Linked DNA regions of Homo sapiens: region 1 is linked to region 2. Evidence: chromatin loops called from intact Hi-C (ENCODE). Cell type or tissue: K562. All regions are shown on one strand. Links, peaks and the distances in the headings refer to the core of each region. The heading gives the core; the rest is flanking DNA.

Region 1 (10,633 bases), core at 1,497-9,496, 52 kb before region 2:
ATAATTTTTAAAAAAGATGATTTTCCTGGAGTGCTTATATTCTGTGAGTTACACTGGTGCTAACCATGTCTCCAGGCCACTTTGAGAATTTCTCAGACACAGGTATTACATAATACCAAATATCTGGCCACATTTGCTTGGAGCAGAGCCTGGAGCAGCACCTGAACCAAAAGTCAGTCATGTCTATGCTGGTGCTGACCTGGTGCTAGAGCTCAGCCCAACAGAAATGCTCTACTGGTTGGCAACTGTTCCCAAATGCAGGGAAGCAGAGCCTAAGAAACAAAGTAGCAGAGGAATAAGAAAAGCAGGAAGAAAAAGCAGAAGAGATGGAGGAAACCTGAAAAACCCTAATTCACTCAAATCTAGCCTGTAGATGGATTTAGTCTGATGCCTTCCTCAATTTCCCATTATTCGTGAGATGTTTACAAGAATATAAAGATACCTTTTAGCTGGTTATCTATAATTCTCATTTCTTGTCAACTGATTCAATGATCTTTTTTCTTAAAGCTTCTTTATAAGGTCTATAGAGATTGAGTTTACAAGTAATTATAATGCCTAGGACAAGTTCATAAAATAAATACTCAGAACACTCCCATATCTGCAATTCACAACAAGCACAAAGACACTGTACAGATCACAATTCATTTTCCAGCAAATTGTCTTAGGCAGCAACTCTCTTGCATATGAATTTTGAGAAATGTTAATTTTCCTTAATGCATGGCATATTTACTATAATTAAAAGCATGTAGATTTTGTTCTCAGTTAAGTTTCCAAAAGCACAATCTGTATTATGTTGCTATACATTTAACATATGCAATATATTTATAATTAAGCCTATGTATAATTTTTATTTATAACTCTGCATGTTTAATATAATTATATATGATGTATATGCATCTGAATATAAGGGAGAAGGGAGCTACCCCCACTGAATGATGTCAGCATCAGGCACTGAGCTAGGTATTTTATATTGATTATTTAATTCTTCATCAATGTTGTGGAAAATAGGTGTACCTTTTACAATAACTTTGGTTGCTTCCTTAATTCCTGGAAAATTGTTTTCCAGATCTTTTAGAAGCCATTTCTAAGGTACAGAAGGTTTGTTGTCAGATCCTTAAAGTTGGTAGCATTCAATGTAGCTGTCTTCCACTAGCCAGGAGGTATGTAAACTGAGGCCAGTGGAGATGTCTTTGAGTTATTATAAGAATTTGCTTGGCGGGGCGCGGTGGCTCACACCTGTAATCCCAGCACTTTGGGAGGCAGGTGGATCACGAGGTCAGGAGATCGAGACCATCGTGACTAACATAGAGAAACCCCGCCTCTACTAAAAATACAAAAAAATTAGCCGGGCGTGGTGGCGGGTTCCTGTAGTCCCAGCTACTCGGCGGGGCTGAGGCAGGGGAATGGCGTGAACCTGGGAGGCAGAGCTTGCAGTGAGCCGAAATCATGCCACTGCACTCCAGCCTGGGCGACAGAGGGAGACTCTGTCTCAAACAAACAAACAAAAAACACAAAAAAAGAACTTGCTTAATTTTGAGCAAGACTTGTAAATCATCAATTCCCGCCACCACTCAATTACCTATTATCCTTGTAATTGGATGCTTTCAAGTGTGTGTTTGTTAAGGCTTTAAACTGGCCTGCTTTTTCTAACCAATTTAAATGTTTTTAAAATAGGAACACAAGATAATAGAAGATGTCCAAATGCTTTGTTCATTGAAAATTCTTTAAACTTTCAAGTGTTTTCCTTACTACTTTTTCAAATTTCATGGCCTAATCGTGCATTCATTCCTTTGGAAGTTTGCCTCTCTCATCAATCATTTGAAACACTAGCCTTTATAGCTGGTTAGCTATTAACTTGCTAAAAGTAATAATCATTTACATTTAAAAAGCACAATGTTTTATAGTTTGCAAACTACTTTTACATGCTTTGCATGATTTAATTCTTTCTTCATTCCTGTGAGGTAGAAAGAGCAAGTACCTAATCCCCATTTTACAAATAGTAAATAAGAAAATTAAGCCTTATTCATTTTTGAAATAAAGAAAATGGTGAAGACTTGAAGGTTTTTCTAGTTTGATTCCCACACCCCCTCTTCTTAGCATTATCCTTGAACATTGACCTGTAATGTCCTTATTAACTGCTTAGTATATTGTGCTAAGTATTATTGGGGTAGGAGGCGGTGAGGAAAATATTGAAGCATACATAAAAGTGTAATACATATTCCTTGCCTTTAGGAAACTTTAGTCAGGTTGGGAATATGTAATCACAGAGAAAAATAGCTATTAATTCAAAGCAGACTTTGATATGGTACATGAAGACTTAGAGCAATAAATAAGGCCTGTGAACATACAGAGGAATGGAGAGATATCAGTCAGAGTCCTGGCAGGAAGCAGATGGCAGATTCAAATTGGGTAATTTGAGGAGAGCTTAATTGTTTAAAAAGTTATTTACAAAGGTGGGTGTTGAGTGGTAGAAAACCAGAGAGAGAGTTCAGTATTTGGGGAGTGAGGGAGACAGTCGATGCTGCTCAGCTTCCTGGGTAGCGGGGAGGAGAGGATGGAGAGCAGACCTGGAGGGATAAACAGAACATACTAGCCCTGGAAGAATCACCATATGCTGAAATGTTGGGGGAAGGCCATGAGGTGGTAAGAATGGACCTTAGCTTTGAAAGAGTAAAAGTAGAAAATATAGGTGTAGAAGAGAGACGAGGGCACTGCATTCAAAGTGAACACAGGACATGAGGGTTCGGATTGGGAAATATGCTCATTCTGGGCTGTCAAAGGGCAGAAAGGGGGACATAAAATTACAAAATAACTAGGGACCAAATTGCAGAGGAGTTGAACACCAAGCTAAGGAGTTTATACCTGATCCTGAGAACAGCAGCCAGCAAACATTTTAAAATAAGTAATGAAGCTGGTATCTTAGGAAAATTAGTCTATATTAATACAAGAACTGGTTTGGAGGAAAGAAGTGAAAGTGGCAGAATGTTCAGCTTAGACACAATATCCCAGCATGAGGTAAAGAAGGGCAGTGAGAAGAAAAAGGGGAAGAAACATACATGAGACATCATGAAGGAAGACTCAGTCCTCTTGAATGCTAGGCTGAGCAACTCATGCTGGCATGTGCTTCCCTCCCAAATGGTAATCCTGATTGAAATGCACCCTAAATAAACTAGGACAAATACTCCTTAGGTTAGACACTCATGGACACAGGGCTGGCTGGAGTGTGAAAACAGCTTGGCCTGGACCCAGAAGATGTGGTTTGAATCACTACTTTGCCACATACAAGCTGGATGTTCTTAAGCAGATTGCCTGGTCCCTCAGCCTCCACTTACATCCTCAAAATGAGACACTAATACTTACCACATAGGATGGTTATGAGAACTCAGTCAGCAAGATTTGTGGACTGCGAGGGACCACATGGGGGTGGGGGTGGTAGCTAACATTATGTCTGACACCTCTGGACACCTTGTCTCTCTGGCCAGGTCAAGTGGAAAGGAAGCAGGCTCTTGCCAAGACATTAACTAAAGCCCCTATTTCTCTTCCTTGCCAAAGCTGCTGTGTGATCAGGTTTGATTGATTACTATAAGCCTCAGCCTTCCAATTATTCCTCCCCTGCAAGTTATGGCTGTATGTTTTATTTGACAAGATAGTATTTATTTATTTTAAAAACCTTGGTTTATTTTCATTCTCCCAGCCCATGACCCCAAAAGATTTTTTTCTGTTGTTTCCCTGAGCTTGCCACTAATGAGCTGAAGATAATTCCCCCCAACCTCCACCCCTTCCAAGTGCTTAGTACTTTTTGGCCTGAGTATTTAGCAACATGTTGAAATACAGATTAAAGCAATGAGCCCATTTAAATAAACCGGTTGTGAAATTTGGTTGTTTTTACGTTTTGAGGTTTCTATGCAGAGCCCTCTATGGATGCCCTAATGAAAGTACCACTTTGATTTTCAGGCAATTTTACATATAATGTTTTCTTCTCTTTAGAGAGTGTCTGCAGATCTGATAATAACTGTAAAATAACATGGCCACACTGAGATACAGAGGGTAAGTAGCTGATTGGCTAGTCTTACTCACCAGCTAAGGCTTAAAGCCATGAAGTCCAAGTTCATGCTTTCACAAGTTACAAATGACCTCCTGCCATGGAACTCTGTGGTTGGCTTTGAATAATTGAAATCATTACTTTAATATCTGTAAGGCCAGGAATCCCCTTTAGTTGATCCCGAAAGCTTGGCAATAATTTGGGTGACGGGGTGATGCAGAAAATAGTAGTTTGTAGTAGAAAATTTGAGTCTCATTGTCCCAATTTTTAAAATTCCTCAATGTTTATAAGTTGATGTTAAACTTTTCATTCAATATCAACTTATAAAAATGAACAAAGCCCAGGCCAGGCGCGGTGGCTCACGCCTGTAATCCCAGCACTTTGGGAGGCTGAGGTGGGCTGATCACGAGGTCAGGAGATCGAGATCATCCTGGTTAACACAGTGAAACCCTGTCTCTATTAAAAATAAATAAATACATACAAAAAAATTAGCCGGGTGTAGTGGTGGGTGGCTGTAGTCCCAGCTACTTGGGAGGCTGAGGCAGGAGAATGGCATGAACCCAGGAGGCGGAGCTTGAAGTGAGCCAAGATTGCACCAGGGCACTCCAGCCTGGGCAACAGAGGGAGACTCTGTCTCAAAAATTAACAAAGCCCTTGTGAAACCCATTGCACTGTGCTAGATGCTTGAGGAGAAAGGTACAGACTTTTAAGATATGGTTCTTCTCCTCTAAGTACTTACTGGGGACATAAGACCCAGGTAATGATGATTAATGATCTTATCCTCTGCTTCGCCTCAGTCACTTACCCGATAATTATACCCCAGACTTGGTCATTTCATGCATCCACTCTTAGACCTACTGATCTCTTCTTTCCATGCCATTCCTCGATACTCCAACTCCAAAAATTCTTCATCCTCACTAGGACCTATGCTCCATCCATTCACCATCCCTCACTCCCATAAAATCTTCAGTTCCCTCTAGACTCAGCTTACATTCTATGGTCCATTATTAAAAACTGCTCACTCATTCACCCTCCAGTACCTTTTCCTTCCTTTCATTCATCACGTCTGCTTGGTAAAACCCTGGTTAAATCCAGTTTCCCTCCTCTTCTACACCCTGCACCCCCACAGCTGATTGTGGCTGGAGAAAATCCCCACAACCACACTGACAAATCTCATTTTAAACTCATGACTAATAACCACAGTGGGCCCATACAGCTGCTGGCAAGGTTTCGTCATTGTCCTGATCAGTCCATTCAATCCTCTACTTTCCTATAACCACTGTACCTTTTCTTGTCTCTCTTCAAATCTCCAGCACCTCCTCCAACTTTTTACCTTTTCCTAATTCACTGGCTTGTGGTGGTGGTGGAGGAGGGTGTGGGTAGGGTTGGTGGAGATAGAAGCTCTCAAAAGAGACCTTCCCTATTCTCCCAACTCCCACTTCTCCCAACTGACTGTCTGTCCATCTATGTCCTGCCTTCTTTCCTGATGTTGTGGATGATCTGTTTGGGTTTCTATCTGAAGCCAAATTTTACACTGTGCACTTGATCCCATCCTTTTTTCCTATCCACAAACTTATTTCCAGCAATTATCTGTTCTCTTTCCTGCTCAAGAATATTTCTTTTTCTATTGAGTCACTGCCAGCAGCATAGAAACATGCTGAATCACCACCCGTCTCACAGAGAAAACCTTCCTTGACCCAACTTTCCCTGTAGTTACTGCTCCCTTTACGGCAAATCTCCTTGAACAAGACTTTTAAGCCCACTACTTCCAATTCCTCTCCTTATAATCTTTCACTCTCAAAATTGCTCCCTGAAAACTGCTTTTATCAATATCTCCAGTGACCTCCACATGATCAAATCCAATAGCCAATTCTCAGTCTTTATCTTATTGAATTTATTGGCAGCATTTTACACCATTGCTTACTTCCTTCTTCAAATGCTTTCTTTGCTTGGCTTCTGAGGCATCACCCTCATTTCTCCTCACTGGTTGCTCCATCTCAGTATCTTTTCCTTGTCCTCCTTATCTTCCCAAGCCCTGCCCACTGGAGTGCCCCAGGAATCACTCTTTCACTGATTTCTCCAGGATCATAGCTTTAAATTTTATTTACTTATTTCATCCCCGAATTCATATTTCAAGCCTAGATTTCGCCCCTTGAAGACCAGACTCATGTCCGGCTGCCTACTCAGTCTCCACTTGGCTATCTAACAGACATCTCAAAGTCAACAGATGCCAAAATGAACACAAGATTCTCCCCCTACTCAAAAACTCCTCCTACTCCTATCTTCTGAATCTTCTCAGTTGTTCAGACAAAAATCCTTGGAGTCATCCTTGACTCCTTTCTTTCTTGTCGCACCACATCAGATAATTTTTTTGAAATTCCTTCTTCAAAATATAACCAAACTCTGACCACTTTCCAACACCTCCATTACTACTATCTCTTCTAAGCTGCCATTATCTCTCACTTCTTATTGCAAAAATCCCTTAACTTTGTTTTTCCTTCTCTCCTTATTCCTCTGAAGTCTATTTTCAACCCAGCAGATGGAGTGAACCTTTTTTTTTTTTTTTTAAAAATCTAAGTAAAATAATGTGACTTTTTTCCTCAAAACCCTCCCATGGCTTCCTGACTCTCTCAGTTTAAAAATCAAAATCCTCTTCATCACCTGCTGGATCCTACCTTTCTGTCTTCATCTCCCACCACTCCCTCTCTGGCTCACTCTGCTCAGCCACACTGGTGTCCTTCCTAGAACATGTCAGGCTTGCCTCAGGGCCTTTGCATGGGTTAGATCCTTTACCCTGAGATTTTATCACACAGGTTCCCCATGGCTCACTCCTTCTACTCCAGTGTCCCCTCAGTGAGGCCTTTCTTGACCCTCTGCCTTGACACGAAATCCTATCTCTCCCACCCTGGCGCTCCCTTTTCTTCTTGCCCTATTTTATTTTTCTTCATCGTACTTAATCATTATTTGATTTGCTACATCTTGTTATTTGTTTATTCCCCTCTCTCCTCACTATACCGTAAGCTTGGTGAGAAAGGATATTGTGTTCACGGCTGTATTTCCAGAACCTTGAATAGTGCCTGGTACAGAGTAGGTACTCAGGAAATATTTGGTGAATGAATGAATTAATGAGTGAATGAATTCAAAATAATGAACACCTATGGCCATTACTGCTGTTTCAGAGAAGGTAGAGTATCACAGACTGGAGTCAGAGAAGGCTTTGATGAGCTGGTAAGTCCAGGCACTATAGGATGAATGGGCTTTTGAACAGGGTTAGGAAAAAGCATTCATGTGAGGGAGGATGTTAAAAAGCTGAAGAAAAAGAACTCCAACAACATTTATTGAGCACTTACTACATGTCAAATACTTTACATTCATTATCTCATATTATCCTCATAATGACTATAATAGAGAGGTATTATTATTTCCATGTGAGAAATGAGGAAACTATGTTTTAGAGATTTTTTTAAAAGCAGCTTTCCCATAAAACCTTTAGTTAGTAAGTTGTAAGCCATTCTTGTAATTGAGTTTTAGCTGACTCCAGGCCCATTTTCTTTCTCTTTTTATATCTTATCATCATTATCATCACCATTCCTAATACTATTTAAGTCTCTGTACTCTCCACCTGGCATGCTCCCTCCCATACTACCTGAATGGTGACCTTTGGTAGTGCTCAACTCAGTGATACATAAATAATATAAATAATAACAAAATGTATTCTCAATTTTTTCTCATCAACCCCAGGAAGGTTAAGCCTCCTTGAACTTACTTAAATTGGTGGCAGCACGAGCTTTCAGCATCATGGCCAGCATGACCAAGCCATTTCCCTGGTGTTCCCCTCAGCATGAAACATCTGTCTACTTATTTCTTTGCTGAGCCTGAATGGAATATTCCATCTCTGAAAAATAAACTTTGTGTTTAAATTGAAATCTTTATTCCTATCTGGCAAATTGGCTATATATCCTCAACAATTGGAAGGAAGTGATGTATCTGCTGCCATCAGCTACAAAGCACTGGACGCCCACTGTGCTATTTATTAGATTTACATGAATTCCAGGTGAATCTGATCCAGTGGCTACAAAAAGTGAGTATAAATTAATTGTTATTCTATTCCTCCAGAATGCCTGATATGGAAAAAGCAATTGAATCTGAGCACAGTTGGAAATTTAAAATGAAGTTTTGTTCGGCACTGAAATTCATGAGACTGCCAGAAAGGAGAGAAGGAAAAAATTTTTTTTTCTTCTCTCTTTTTTTTTTTTTTTACAAAATCCATTGCTTTTGATAATAAAGTAAAAAACATTTATTAGTCAACTTTGCTGGGGGCAACAAACAACCCTAAAATTTCGGTTACTTACAACAAAGGTTTACTTTTTATCACGTTACATGTTAGTTATAGGTCATTGTGGGGTCAACTGTGGGGCTGCTCCATGGATAACATTCATTCCAGAACTCAGCTGGAGGAGCAGCTCCTCTATGGAATAAGCCATTCTGGTGGCAAAGGGAAAAAAGCTAGAGAGCTGTTGTCAACAGGGAGTGGCCTGAAGGCATCTGTTCACAGGTCACATGAGTGAGTCCCATGTCAGTGGGGCAGAAATGTGTACTCCTCTCATGGTGGGCACTAACAGTCCAATGGCAATGACTGGAGATGTGTAATTCTCTCACAGGAAGGAAAAGTGAAGCACTGGGAAGCATAATAAAAATCTACAGCACACTCCTTATCTTAGCGTAAAACACAGCTGGCCTCGTCTCCCACCATTCCTTATCTTGTCTGTGCTCTGGCCACATTGAATGGTCTCCTTTCTCCCTAAACACATGATGCCACACTTTCATGTCTGTTTCCTATGCTGGAAATGAAATTCCCTTCATTTTCTGCCAAACAGAGTGGCTCTCTGCCTGCAAGGTCCAGTTCACATTCTGCCTACTTTATAAAGCCTTTCCCAACTCTCCAGTTGAAATTAAGCACTCCTCCTTTGGAGCAAATGGGGCAGACTGGCTGTACATCCAGCTCTAATTCAATCTTACTTGGTCAGTCTGGTAACTTCCTTGGTAAGTTCTTTATTGGTAAGTCTGGATAAAAAGCTACTGAAGGTTGGGAGGCCAAGGCGGGTGGATCACTTGAGGTCAGGAGTTCAAAACCAGCCTGGTGAACATGGTGAAACCCCATATCACTAAAAATACAAAACAATTAGCCGGGTGGTGACTGTGGCAGGGGCCCATAATCCCAGCTACTCTGGAGGCTGAGACAGGAGAATTGCTTAAACCCAGGAGCTGGAGGTTGCAGCAAGCTGAAATTGCACCACTGCATTCCAGCCTGGGCGACAGAACAAGTCTCCATCTTAAAAAAAAAAAAAAAAAGCTATGAAGGGCAGAGACTAGGGATTCCTTTTCCTGGGGCCCCTCTCCAGCCTCTTTGGGGTCAGAGTCTTGACCATAATACATGTTTAATAAACTCAATCGAATTACTAAAAATGTACATATTCACCATCAAGCTTACCCTTAGTGTGAAATTATAAGTCTTTTCTATAGCAGGCATATGCAGCAAACCATGTGGAGAAATCTGTTAGCACTCTTCTTCAGTCACAACAGTCGTGAAGATTATCCTCTTGGTTCTGCAATATAGACCCTACCCATTGTGTGTGTGTGTCTGTGTGTGAGATTCCTACCTTCCCACCAATAAAAGCATTTTGGATACCATGTTTTCACAGGAACACTGCTTCCCTTGCCAATGATAGCTGCTTTAAGAAGTGCTGTTTCTTTTCCTTCATTTTCCCTGCAGCATCATCTCTCATTTGGCATTCTGTGTGAAGCTCTTGTTTATGGCCACACAGTAGGAGGGGAGCAGAGAGGGTAGGCCACAGGAGCAGAGCTGTGATGCAGTGGAAAGACAGGGAACCTTACAGTCAGCAAATCTGGCTTAGATTTTTGTCTCTGCTCCTTACCAGCTTTGTGGTCTTTAGTGAGCCACTTGATTCTACTATCCCTTTAATTGTATTTGTTTAAACAAGAAAAAGAGACAAAAAAAGATAAGAACAGATACAAGAATGTTGTATGATATTGAATAGAGTCTAGCACGTTGCAGGAGCTCAATATCATCATGACATGCCTTATACTTAAAAGAGCAGTGCTGGGAAATTTCTTGCTCCATAATAAATCATTGATGCACTTAGTATCATTACTTAAATGATCTTGATGTGTTGCCAGTATGGAATGGGCCACTTGATTCCCAATCTGCTTCCTCAGTTTCATCCCATCCGGTTACCCCTGGGCCTTAATAAATCTATAAGTCAAATGGATGCTTTCAAACTTAATAATCTCCATCCTGTCTCAGATGGGATAAGAGAAAGATCAAGGATCATGGTAGTGAAAACTAAGGTTAATAACCCTACCTTTTTAGCTCCTAGGAATGCCAGACTTCACTGAGAAGTTGGGAAGGAAATTATAGGCTCATGATCCTCTGGGTCAGTCCCCTTCAATTGGTGTCAAAAAATGAGAGGTCATAGATCAGAGAATCAAGCTATCACTTTCAAGAATGCTCTTTTCTTTTTCCTACTCAATGAATATATTGGATTTTATCAAAGAAGTCTGAAAGGTCCT
Region 2 (10,633 bases), core at 1,410-9,409:
AAGACGATAAACCTCAAATGCTTTTGTGGCAGGACAAGTTTCCCTTTTCTGGTGACTACTGAGGATAAGAATTGGGAGGAAGGCTTTAAGGTTGAGAGAGAAACAGACATTCATTGACCACAATAAGATTTGTAGCTGTTCTAGTAGGAAATGTGTTTGTAGGGATTCTCTCCTAGGTCAGGATCTGAAGAAGCATGTCCCCACTTCCTAGTCCCTGTGGAGCAGAAGATGGCTGATGTGCTATACTAAGTGGAAAGCTGGTCATGAAATGACCTAAAAGGGCTTGGGGACTGTGTGTATGTGTGTGTGCGTGTGCATGTGTGTGTGTGTGCGTGTGTGTGTGTGTGTATGTAGTGGGGGAAAGAGGTTGGAGCAAGGAAGATAGTGCAGGTGAAACGAGCTCTGCTGACTGAGGGCTTAGCCACAGGGGGCCCCTAAGAGTCTAGGGTTAAGTTCCTGTGTCTGTGGATGGATCTGAGAACAAGATAGATGGAATAAAAAAGCCATCTCTGAACCTCCACAACCCTCCCCTACTTTACACCATGCCCCATACCAATTCCTTGTTGACTTAGTATTATATAAGTAAGAATATATCCCTTGAGCCCAAAGAATTGAATTCAGAATTTTAGAATTCTGAGTATTCGCTTGACTCACCCCACTATAATCTTTCTTGTGACTTATAGTACCACCCTTTCATTCATTGTTAAGGAAGATAATGTATGGGTTGCACCCTTTAAAAATGCTTTAGTTTACATAAGCAAGTCAACCCAGAAACTGGTACCCTTGTTTTCCCAGAATAAAGAATGATGAGAGCTTTTTGTTATTTTTCTACTCTCAGCTTTTTTCTATCTTTCTTCACCTGCAAAGTTTTTCATTTAAATCCACTTATAACTCCCTTAGCATTTGTTAGTTAAATATGCAACATCATTGTCCCTCCTTAATGCCAGCCTAAAACATAATTCTATTCATTTGAAAGAATGGCATGATGCTGAGTTTAAGGGCATCAACTGAGTTTTATTCTACATCTTTACAACCTAATTGCCTAGTCCTATTTCACCTCTCAGCCTCTTAGCCATCAGCTCACACACACACACAAATCACTGTAGAATTTTTTGGTATTCATTCAAGGCATTGAGCGATACCATGGATTATTATTAGGGACACCTGTGGTGGTACATTCATCTAGGGTCTTTCCTGCAGTGTATAAACTGATTAACACAGAGAATTATCAGGTCAAGCCTTGGGAAATCCTTTGTTAACCCTGGATACAGGGCATCCCTGTATTGCCAGATGAGATATAATTATTACATGTTGAATGTCAGGATGTTCCACCTAACTCTGGCATATTTGGATTGCTCAAAATTTCCCTTATTTGCTCTATTTCAGTACAAGACCTATCCCTTAGCTGAAATAATCCTTATCTACATGAGCATTGATTATTACCTTTCAGTCTTATCTTTTTTTTTTTTTTTTTTAAGACAAAGTCTCGCCCTGTCACCCAGGCTGGAGTGCACTGGCATGATCTCAACTCACTGCAACCTCCACCTCCCGGGTTCAAGCAATTCTCCGGGTTCAGCCTCCTGAGTAGCTGGGACTACAAGCATGAGCCACCACGCCTGGCTAATTTTTGTATATTTACTAGGGACAGGGTTTCACCATGTTGGCCAGGCTGGTCTTGAACTCCTGACCTCAGGTGATCTGCCTGCCTCAGCTTCCCAAAATGCTGGGATTACAGGCGTGAGCCACTGCGCCATGCCCAGTCTTATCTCTACTAAGTTAAATTACCACTGTTCTGGCCATCTTATTTTCTAACTATTTATGCACCTTGAATACCTCCTTCCTGGGCCCTCCACATTGAATTCAGTTTGCTGTGATGCATAGCCTACCTTATTATTATGTGCCCTAGATAACAGGATGCAGGTCAATTGATCACATAGTCAACTGATCACAGGATGCAGGCCAATTGATCACATAGTCAATAGTACCATGTGCCAAGAACCTCAGAGGCAAGTAGACATGTAGTTGGTCAATTTATTGTGCCTAACCCAAACCTCTGATTGCCAAAGTGGTTCGAAAGAATGCTTTTGTATTGGTGTGAGAGGATGTGACTGCTCCCATAGTGGGAACAGCCTCTTCCCTGGGATACATGTAAGAACTGCAGGATGGCTTTCTCTTTCAAATTGCACATCCGTTTACTACTACACATCTGCCATGGCAGACCCCACTACATCCATACCCATTGGGAATTGCTTTGTATAATGACTGATGTTATAGACAGGAATTTGTTACATATATAAAGCATCTAGGGTTCGACAAGAGGTTGGAAGTCTTGGGCTTAAGATATGGGCCCAGAATACAGATTAAGGAAACAGGTTGGTTTCACTCTCACTCCCAAGGAGTTCCAGTGGATTCCACTGAACTACTCTTTCTTGAGGCTCCACCAAATGAATTAAAGCCCATCAGGTTCAAACTAGCTAGTTGCCCAGAGGAATCCCCAGATATAAAGTTCATATGAAGATATGAAGTTCAGCTGTGTTCAGAAAAGATCTTTCAAGAACACTCTAGCCCCAGGGTTCATTGCAAATCCAATCTAACCCTCTTAGGTACAACAATAAGATCAGAGATAAGGTGTGCAACTGTTCTGGTCTGCCCAGGACTGAGGGGGTTCCTGGGATGTACGACTTTCAGTACTAAACTTGGGAAATTTCTGGACAAATCAGGATGAATTAATCTCCCTATCCAAGACTGTAATTATGTAAACGGTAAGCTTTGGTGCTGCCCTTCCATTCTCAGTGCTATAACAGCAACAGAGAGACGCATACTTGCCTATAGATATGGAGAGCCATGGTACTCATGTGTAAACCATATATATTCTGATGCATATTTCATTAAAAAAAAACTTAAGATATCTTCTGCAAATACTTGGAACTCAATCAGTGACATTCCAAAATTAGCTTTAAGTGATAAAATTTTATGTAATTATGACAACCATCTCTAAAATAAGTGATTAAGTGCTTCAATTACAAAAAGGAATGGTCTGAAAACAAATCTCTCAGGAATTATAAATATCCTCTATGATATTGGCCAAATTACAAGCTCATGATTCTTGTTTTTAGATTTTTTGCCAACAAAGGTTGCTTAGCAACAGTCAGCCATCTCTTTTCTCTCATCAGTTTTCTCTTTTTTCCTCTCCCACCTTTGCTATTGCATACTAAAGAGAAGGAAAGCCACTGCTCTGTGATGACCTCCTCTTCTCAGTTTATAAACATAAAAATGAGAGTTTCTAAGTGTAACAATTCCTAATGTTTGTACCAAGGTTTGTACAGTCTGAAGGATGTGTTCCTGAAAGAAGCGGCATCTGACAGTGCCTTAACTCATTAAAACCCATATAAGAGTAAGAGGGGTTAATGAGCCAACCACCATGGAAGGGCCATTGCTTAGTCTGGTAGCTTTGTGCACCAGAATCTTGATCTAGTTAACAGCTGGTGAAGAGGGATGGAAACTAACACTGTTGAGGACCGACTTTGTTCCATCCTTGAATTAGGTGCTAATTTAATTGGGCTCCTTGTATTGTACCTGGCTTAGCTCAAGGAGGTGTTGGGGTTTTTTGCGGGGAGGGGCCAGTAAGAAAGGAGTTAGGAAGGAGACAGAGATCATGATTCCAGGAACAGGGGCCACAGCAGGACCTGGCCTCATGGGGCCTGGAACCATATCCTGGTCATTTCCGGGGGCCTTGGCTGTGATACTGAACCTATTTATCCTCTAGTGCTCTGCCTTCACTTAACTCCACTGCTCTCTGTCGGCCCTTCTCCATGTGTAGCTTATTGAGTCTCCTTTTGCTACTTCTCCCTGCCCTGTATCTTTACCCTAATCACACATCTCAGCTTATTCAAGACTCAGAGCTACTGCCCCCACATAACTGGCTTGCTCAGGAACCCTTGTTTACCTCAGGGACTCTTCTCTGTGTTTCTCTCAGTGTTACCTCTTCCTGCAAACTTTCTGGATGATGCTAGACTTTTCAAGTTAAATGCCCAAGAGTTACTTGTTCATTCTAGATAATGTCATAGGCCAACTATAAATTAGTAATATATAGATCAGCTGCCCAACCCTGGCCTAATCAACTGGTACCATGTAAGGGAGATATTGTGGGCTAAAATGTGTCCTCCCCCCAGCCAAAAAAATCATACATTGAAATCCTAATCCCCAATACCACAGAATGTGGCCTTATTTGGAAATAGGGGCATTGCAGGTATAAATAATTAAGATGAGCCCATACTAGAGTAGTGTGGGCACCAAGTCCAATATGATTGGTGTTCTTATAAGAAGAAGAAACTAGGACACTGGCAGGCACAAAAAGAGAAAGCTATGTAAAGACACACAGCGAGGACAGCCCTCTACAAGCCAAGGAGACAGGCCTGGAACAGCTCCTTTCCTCACAGCCCTCAAAAGGAAGCAACCCTGTAAATGCCTTGATTTCCGACTTCTATCCTCCAGAACAGTAAACAATGAATTTCCGTTGTCTAAGCCACCCAGTTTGTATTACTTTATTATGGAAACCCTAGAAAACTAGTACAGATTTTGGTGTCAGGAATTGGGGAGCTGCTGTAATAAATGTCTAAAATGCTAGAAATGGCTTTGAAATTGGGTAGTGGATAGAGGTTGGAAGAGTTGTGTGGTGCGTGAAAGAAAAGGCATGGATTTCCTTGAAAAGACTTTTTTAGAAATATAGACATTAAAGGAGATTCTGGTGAGGGCTCAGAAAGGAAAGAGGAGAGCTTTGGAGAAAGCTACTATTGTCTTAGAAAATACATTTTTCACATGAACAGAATGTTGCTGGAAATATGAACATTAAAGGTGCTTGGTGAAGTCTCAGACAGAAATGACGAAATGTTGAAAACTGGAGGACTGGTGATCCTTGTTATAAAGTGGCTGATAACTTGGTTGAATTGTGCTGTGTTAGAAAGTAGAACTTGTAAGCAATGAACTTGGATATTTAGCTGAGGAAATTTCTAACAAAAGTTTCGAAGGTACTACCTGGTTTCTCCTTATTGCTTTTAACACAACATGAGAAGAAAGAAATAAATTGAAGAATAAACTGCTAAGTAAAAAGAAACCAGCACTTGATGCTTTGGCTGAGTCTCAGCCTCACCAGATAGTGTTCTCTGGAAAGAGGGCAAAGGGTGTGTCTAGAGAAGCCTTTGCTAAAGAGATTAGGCTTTTAACTCATGGATCCCATTAGCCATCTCAGCAGAAGCCACGAATAGAGATATAGTTATCTAAAAGTCTGGAAGACCTCTTGTCTGATAGCTTGGATTTCCATGAATTGCACAGAAGGCCAGTGAGGTTTCTGAGAATTTTATACCAGTACAAATACTGCCAGCCTGGACTGAAAAGGACAGTGATGAAATGAAATGAAGGAAGAACAACTTCCATGGATGCAGAGGGCTGATGGGGCGGCCCCTGCCCCCATAGGCTCAGAGGACACAGGCCCAGGGACTGGGGTCATTTCCTCTCTGGTACCAGAGAGTGGGTCACCACCCAGGGCCAAAACTAATAGGGGAGGTCACGTTGTTTTATATGTGGCACACTAGTCCCTGTGAACAGAAAATATGGGCAGGAAGTTTCCCTTAGGGTGGTAGGTTACAGAAACTTTACATATATTACATAATTTAATCTTGGGCAAAGTAGCCTTGGGCATCAGTCTTATTCTTCTTATTTTACCAACTTGGAGACTACACAATTTGCTTGAGGTCTCATGTCTGGCAGGTGAAAGAGTCAAATTTTATACCAAGATCTGATGTCAAGGTCTTTTCAGTTCACCAGAGAGGGTAATGAAGCAGAGACTTTGTAATGGCAACAAAGAGGGTAAAATTGACTAAACTCACTCAATAGAATGAAAACTAAATATACTTGACTATTACATTACTTAACCATGTGTGGATGTGTATAGAAGTTTGATACATAAAGGTAAAAGATCAAGTATGCAATAATAGCCCTTCCAGAATGGGTGTGTTTATATCCATGTATCTATATATCTATGTCTGTGTCCATATCCATACCCATGCCCATACACATACCTATTAGGTGTATGTACATTAAAAAATAATAAACAGCATAGAGTCTGATAATAACTTTCAACCCTTCAATCCTTAACTAGGAATTGTTGAAACCCTTAGCTGAGGATGCCAAGGGAATGTCTCTTTTTCCTTTACTGTAAATTTATAGATTATTTCCCTTTCAGAAGGTATTTACCACCTTCACCATCTGCATTTGAAATGGCTTCTTTCTTATAGCAGATATTTCAATACCATTTTAGAGAATTCACAAATCTCTTGGCGGCAATGATTTTTAAAGTTCATACTTTAAGTCTTCATTGCATGCTACAATTTAAGAAGATTTATTTTTTAATACACTCTGCAAAATGCCAGCCGAAGTTGCTTACTACTTGAAAGTGTCTTGTCTCTATTTAAATGGCAGAGCATTTCTCTGCACTGTCTTTTTGAGCTTTTAATTTTGATATGTTCTGGGTTGCTGTAGGTGGTGGTAGGGAGAGTTTTATAAACTTACGGCTTTTGAGCTAAGAGACAAATTCCAGGCTAATCTGCACCTTTAAAATGTCTCTCCAGCATAATAGTGCCTGGATTTTATGACATTTCCTGTTTCACCCCATTGAATATCCCTCCTGCATCCAGAAACACAGGATTTCACAGCTTATACATTTCACCATCATTATTATATAGTTTTCATTAAGATAAAAATAGCTAAAATAAAATTCCAAAAAAGTCAAGATCCAACCTCAAATACAGAAAGTTGGTCTCTGCCACTATTGCAGTCTTGCCTTTGTTGTCTTGCTTTGTTCTGTCTCATTAATAGATGTTAACTAGTTCTCTTTTGTTTTTGTCTATCTTCCAGTGCTAGGCTACAGGGAGACTTACAGATTTTAAAAAATCAACCTAAGTGTATAGTGAAGTGGCAGTTACAGTTTTTGGGTGACCAAAGGTTCACAGAGAAGTCCTTTGGAGGCCCTCTCATTTTACTGGTGGTGATCTGACAATTTCCTAGGCAAGTGACATAAGGGCCTACTGTGTTCACTTGTATATCCCCAGCGACCAGTGAAGCATTTGACACACAGTAGGTGCCAAATGAAGAGAAGAAAAATTGAAACAAGTGACAAATTTCAGAAAGCTGTCAAATATCACAAGCATAGGCTATAAACTCAAGAATTCTAATAAATTCAATTTCATGGAGTTTCTATCATAAGAAAAAAGCATATGGCACTTTTATAATTGTACATATTGTATTATCAAATATATTCCTGATAGAAGAGAGCTTCTGGTTTGACCACATGTTAATGAAAATAGATTCTTTTACTTATAACTTTATGCATCTGATACTTGGAAAAAGTAAATATGCTCTGATTTATTCAGAGGTGAGCATGTTACCCAAAGATTGAGGACAGGGTGGTGCTGGGGCAGGGGGCATCCAAGTCTTTTTTGGGGATTAGCATATGGAAGGTGGGAGAGTCCATTTTTCCTTCTGCTAAGGTTGCTAAGCTGGAATGATATGATGAGCCAGCAATGTGAGGGCAAACAAGTCCACACAGGGGTAAACAACTAAGAAGGGAAAGAGAAAGATTACAACACCATTTAAGCCCTTGAACTGAGCCATGGTTAAATGAAGCTGCCTCTCTGCCTTCTCCTGTTCTGTGAGTCAACAAACTTTCCCTTTTTTCTGTCATTTGAAGCCAATTTCAGTCATTTGAAGCCAAAAGTCCTAACAACTATACAAAATGATAGCTATTTGCATTGTCTTACTACTCTAAGTCTTAGATAACTTCACATTGCTGAGAAAAAAATAATTTAGGCTCATATGGATACGGATAGCTCATATGGATAGCTTCTTTATTGGATGTCTGGAACTTGAATATCCGCTATACCTCTGTTATCTCCTTTCTTTGCTTATTTTAATCAGAGGGCACTGTACTCACAGTAATAAGATAGTAATGGCTTACACTTGCACAGTAATTTAAAGTTTCAAAGTAATTTTACATGTATTGTCTTATCCTCACAGAATACAAGTGCTTTCATCAAAGTTTTTCAAATGAAGAAGCGAAGGTTCAGAGAGATTAAATGAATTCCCTAAGGCTATATAGCTTGCATGGGGCAGAGCTAGGATTAAAGTTTATGCCTGGTGCTTCCTAATCCAGTATCCTTTCTGTGACATACCATACCTCTCTGAACACACCTGCAGACCCAGGACCTTCCATGCCCACTAGAAGGTATTATTCAGGCCAGAAGACACACACTTTTGGGCCAGATACACTCCTGGCCAATGGCCACATCTTCTTTTGTCTTCTTTGCCTAACTTTCTGGGTTATCCATCTCTACAATTCTACTGCTATCTTCTCTTACTCCCTTGCCTAGACTCCAAACTCCCAAAACTTTTCTCATAGCCTAACTTCTAAGGACCACAACTCAATAGTGTTTGCCTCAACAGCTCGATGTCAAACCCCTATTAAATGTTTAACCACCAGGATTTTCAGACATGATTTCCACTCCCTTATTTCTGAACACTCCCTTGTCTACCATATAACATGAGTTCTTGAATCTGATATGACTTCAGTCCTTGTCATTATTGTGCTCATACTCTGCTTCTATTCTTTTCTTAGCTATTCTGCTCTGTATTGTTTATTTCTAGAGTAGAGAGAAAGAATGGCCAGACAGCCACAATTATGCCTGTTCACACTGTTGTGTGTCCTGAACAGACCAATAACGAGTTCCAAAATTGAATTTGTAATAAATAGGCTGCCAACCTAAAAAACCCCAGGACCAAACAGGTCCACAGCCAAACTCTACCAGATGTATAAAAAATGCTGGTACCATTCTTACTGAAACTGTTCCCAAAAATTGAGGAGGAAGGACTCCTCCTCAACTCATTCTATGAGTGCAGCATCATCCTGACACCAAAACGTGGCAGAGACACACACACAGAAAAACTTCAGGCCAATATCCTTGATGAACTTAGATGCAAAAATCCTCAACAAAATACTAGCAAACCAAATCCAGGGGGATATCAAAAAACTCATCCTCCATGGTCAAGTAGGCTTTATCCCTGGGATCAAGGTTGGTTTAACATACACAAGTCAATAAATGTGATTCATCACATAAACAGAACTGAAGACAAAAACCATACGATTATCTCAATAGGGGCTTTCAATAAAATTCAGCATACCTTTATGTTAAAAACCCTCAACAAACTAGGCAATGAAGGAACATACTTCGAAATAATAAGAGCCACATATGACAAACTCACAGCCGACATCATACTAAATGGGTAAAAGTTGGAAGCAACACCATTGAAAACTGGCACAGGACAAGGATGCCCTCTCTCACCACTGCTATTCAACATAGTATTTGAAGTCCTGGACAAAGAAATCAGGCAAGAGAAAGAAATAAAAGGCATCTAAATAGGAAGAGAGGAAGTCAAACTATCCCTGTTTTCAGACAACATGATTCTATATCTAGAAAATCCCACAGTCTCAGCCCAAAAGCTCCTTGATCTGATAAATAACTTCAGCAAAGTTTCAGGATGCAAAATCAATGTATAAAAATCAGTAGCATTTCTATATAGCAACAACATCCAAGCTGAGAACCAAATCAAGAATGCAATCCCATTTACAATAGCCACCAAAAGAATAAAATACCTAGGAATACAACTAACCAGGAAGGTGAAAGTTTACTATAATGAGAATTACAAAACACTGTTCAAGGAAATCAGAAGCAACACAAACAAATGGAAAAATATTCCATGCTCATGGATAGAAAGAATGAATATTTTGGACATACTGCCCAAAGCAATTTACAGATTCAGTGCTATTCCTATCAAATTCCTAATAACAGTCTTCAAAGAACTAGAAAAAAACTATTTTAAAATTCACATAGAACCAAAAAAGAGCCCAAATAGCCAAGACAATCCTAAATAAAAACAACGGAGCTGGAAGCATCACGTTACCCAACTTCAAACTATACTACAAGGCTACAGTAACCAAAACAACATGGTACTGGTACAAAAACAAACACATAGACCAATGAAACAGAATACAGAACCCAGAAATAATGACACACACTTACAAGCATGTACTCCTTGTTATGTGTATGTTTGGGATGGAATATCTATCTGAGCTTGGGGAACCTATTTTGAAGATTTTGAGATGAGGCTTTTTAGGGATGGAATATCAAGAAATGGCATAAAGTTTCAGAGATACTGTTCAATGGCAAAGAAAGACTCTAGAAAATTCCTAAATCGCAGTCTGAATACAGCAGCCTTTCTCTTTACAGCATTAGAGAATCAGGAGAAGCCCAGCATGGACTGGCAGAGGTGCCCAAAGTGGCTGCTTTGTGGGGGAACATATCACTGTCATCAGTCAAGGGATCCTCCCAATGCTATTTTCCAACTGACGGATCTCTGCAAGTATTAGCCAAATATAATGCTTTCATGAATAAAGGGTTTAGCATTGCTTTGAATCTAAAGAACAAGGTACTGTGGATTCAGCCAGGGGACATTCTGGAATAGATAGAGAGCTGAAAACAATAATCTAGCAGATATTTAGCTATTATCTCAGAAGGAACTTGGG

What was found. A loop is a pair of places that touch in the nucleus more often than their neighbours do. Peaks named below come from ENCODE experiments on the same cell type or tissue, not always from the same donor. Only the 100,000 strongest peaks of a DNase experiment are listed, where the experiment ranks them.
Region 1: it touches region 2 in a loop (6-fold over the local background); 2 of 110 quality-filtered maps call a loop at or near these places.

Annotation. Positions count from the first base shown.
Region 1 is chr3:170,721,573-170,732,205 of GRCh38, forward strand. SLC7A14-AS1 (SLC7A14 antisense RNA 1) reads left to right here. Exons shown (of 6, transcript NR_135556.1): 4 at 3,988-4,047; 5 at 7,784-8,123. All of the region lies in intron 1 of LOC124906302 (a long non-coding RNA gene), which reads right to left. Among named protein-coding and RNA genes, the nearest start is that of SLC7A14, 140 kb to the left of the region's middle. RefSeq lists a silencer at 8,628-8,922. In K562, for the core only: a CTCF peak has its summit at 3,917; DNase peaks (open chromatin) are centred at 4,069, 5,219, 5,719, 8,789 and 1 weaker place; H3K4me3 peaks cover 214 bases.
Region 2 is chr3:170,773,565-170,784,197 of GRCh38, forward strand. All of the region lies in intron 2 of LOC105374211 (a long non-coding RNA gene), which reads left to right. Among named protein-coding and RNA genes, the nearest start is that of RPL22L1, 91 kb to the right of the region's middle. In K562, for the core only: a CTCF peak has its summit at 7,005; DNase peaks (open chromatin) are centred at 3,807 and 5,317.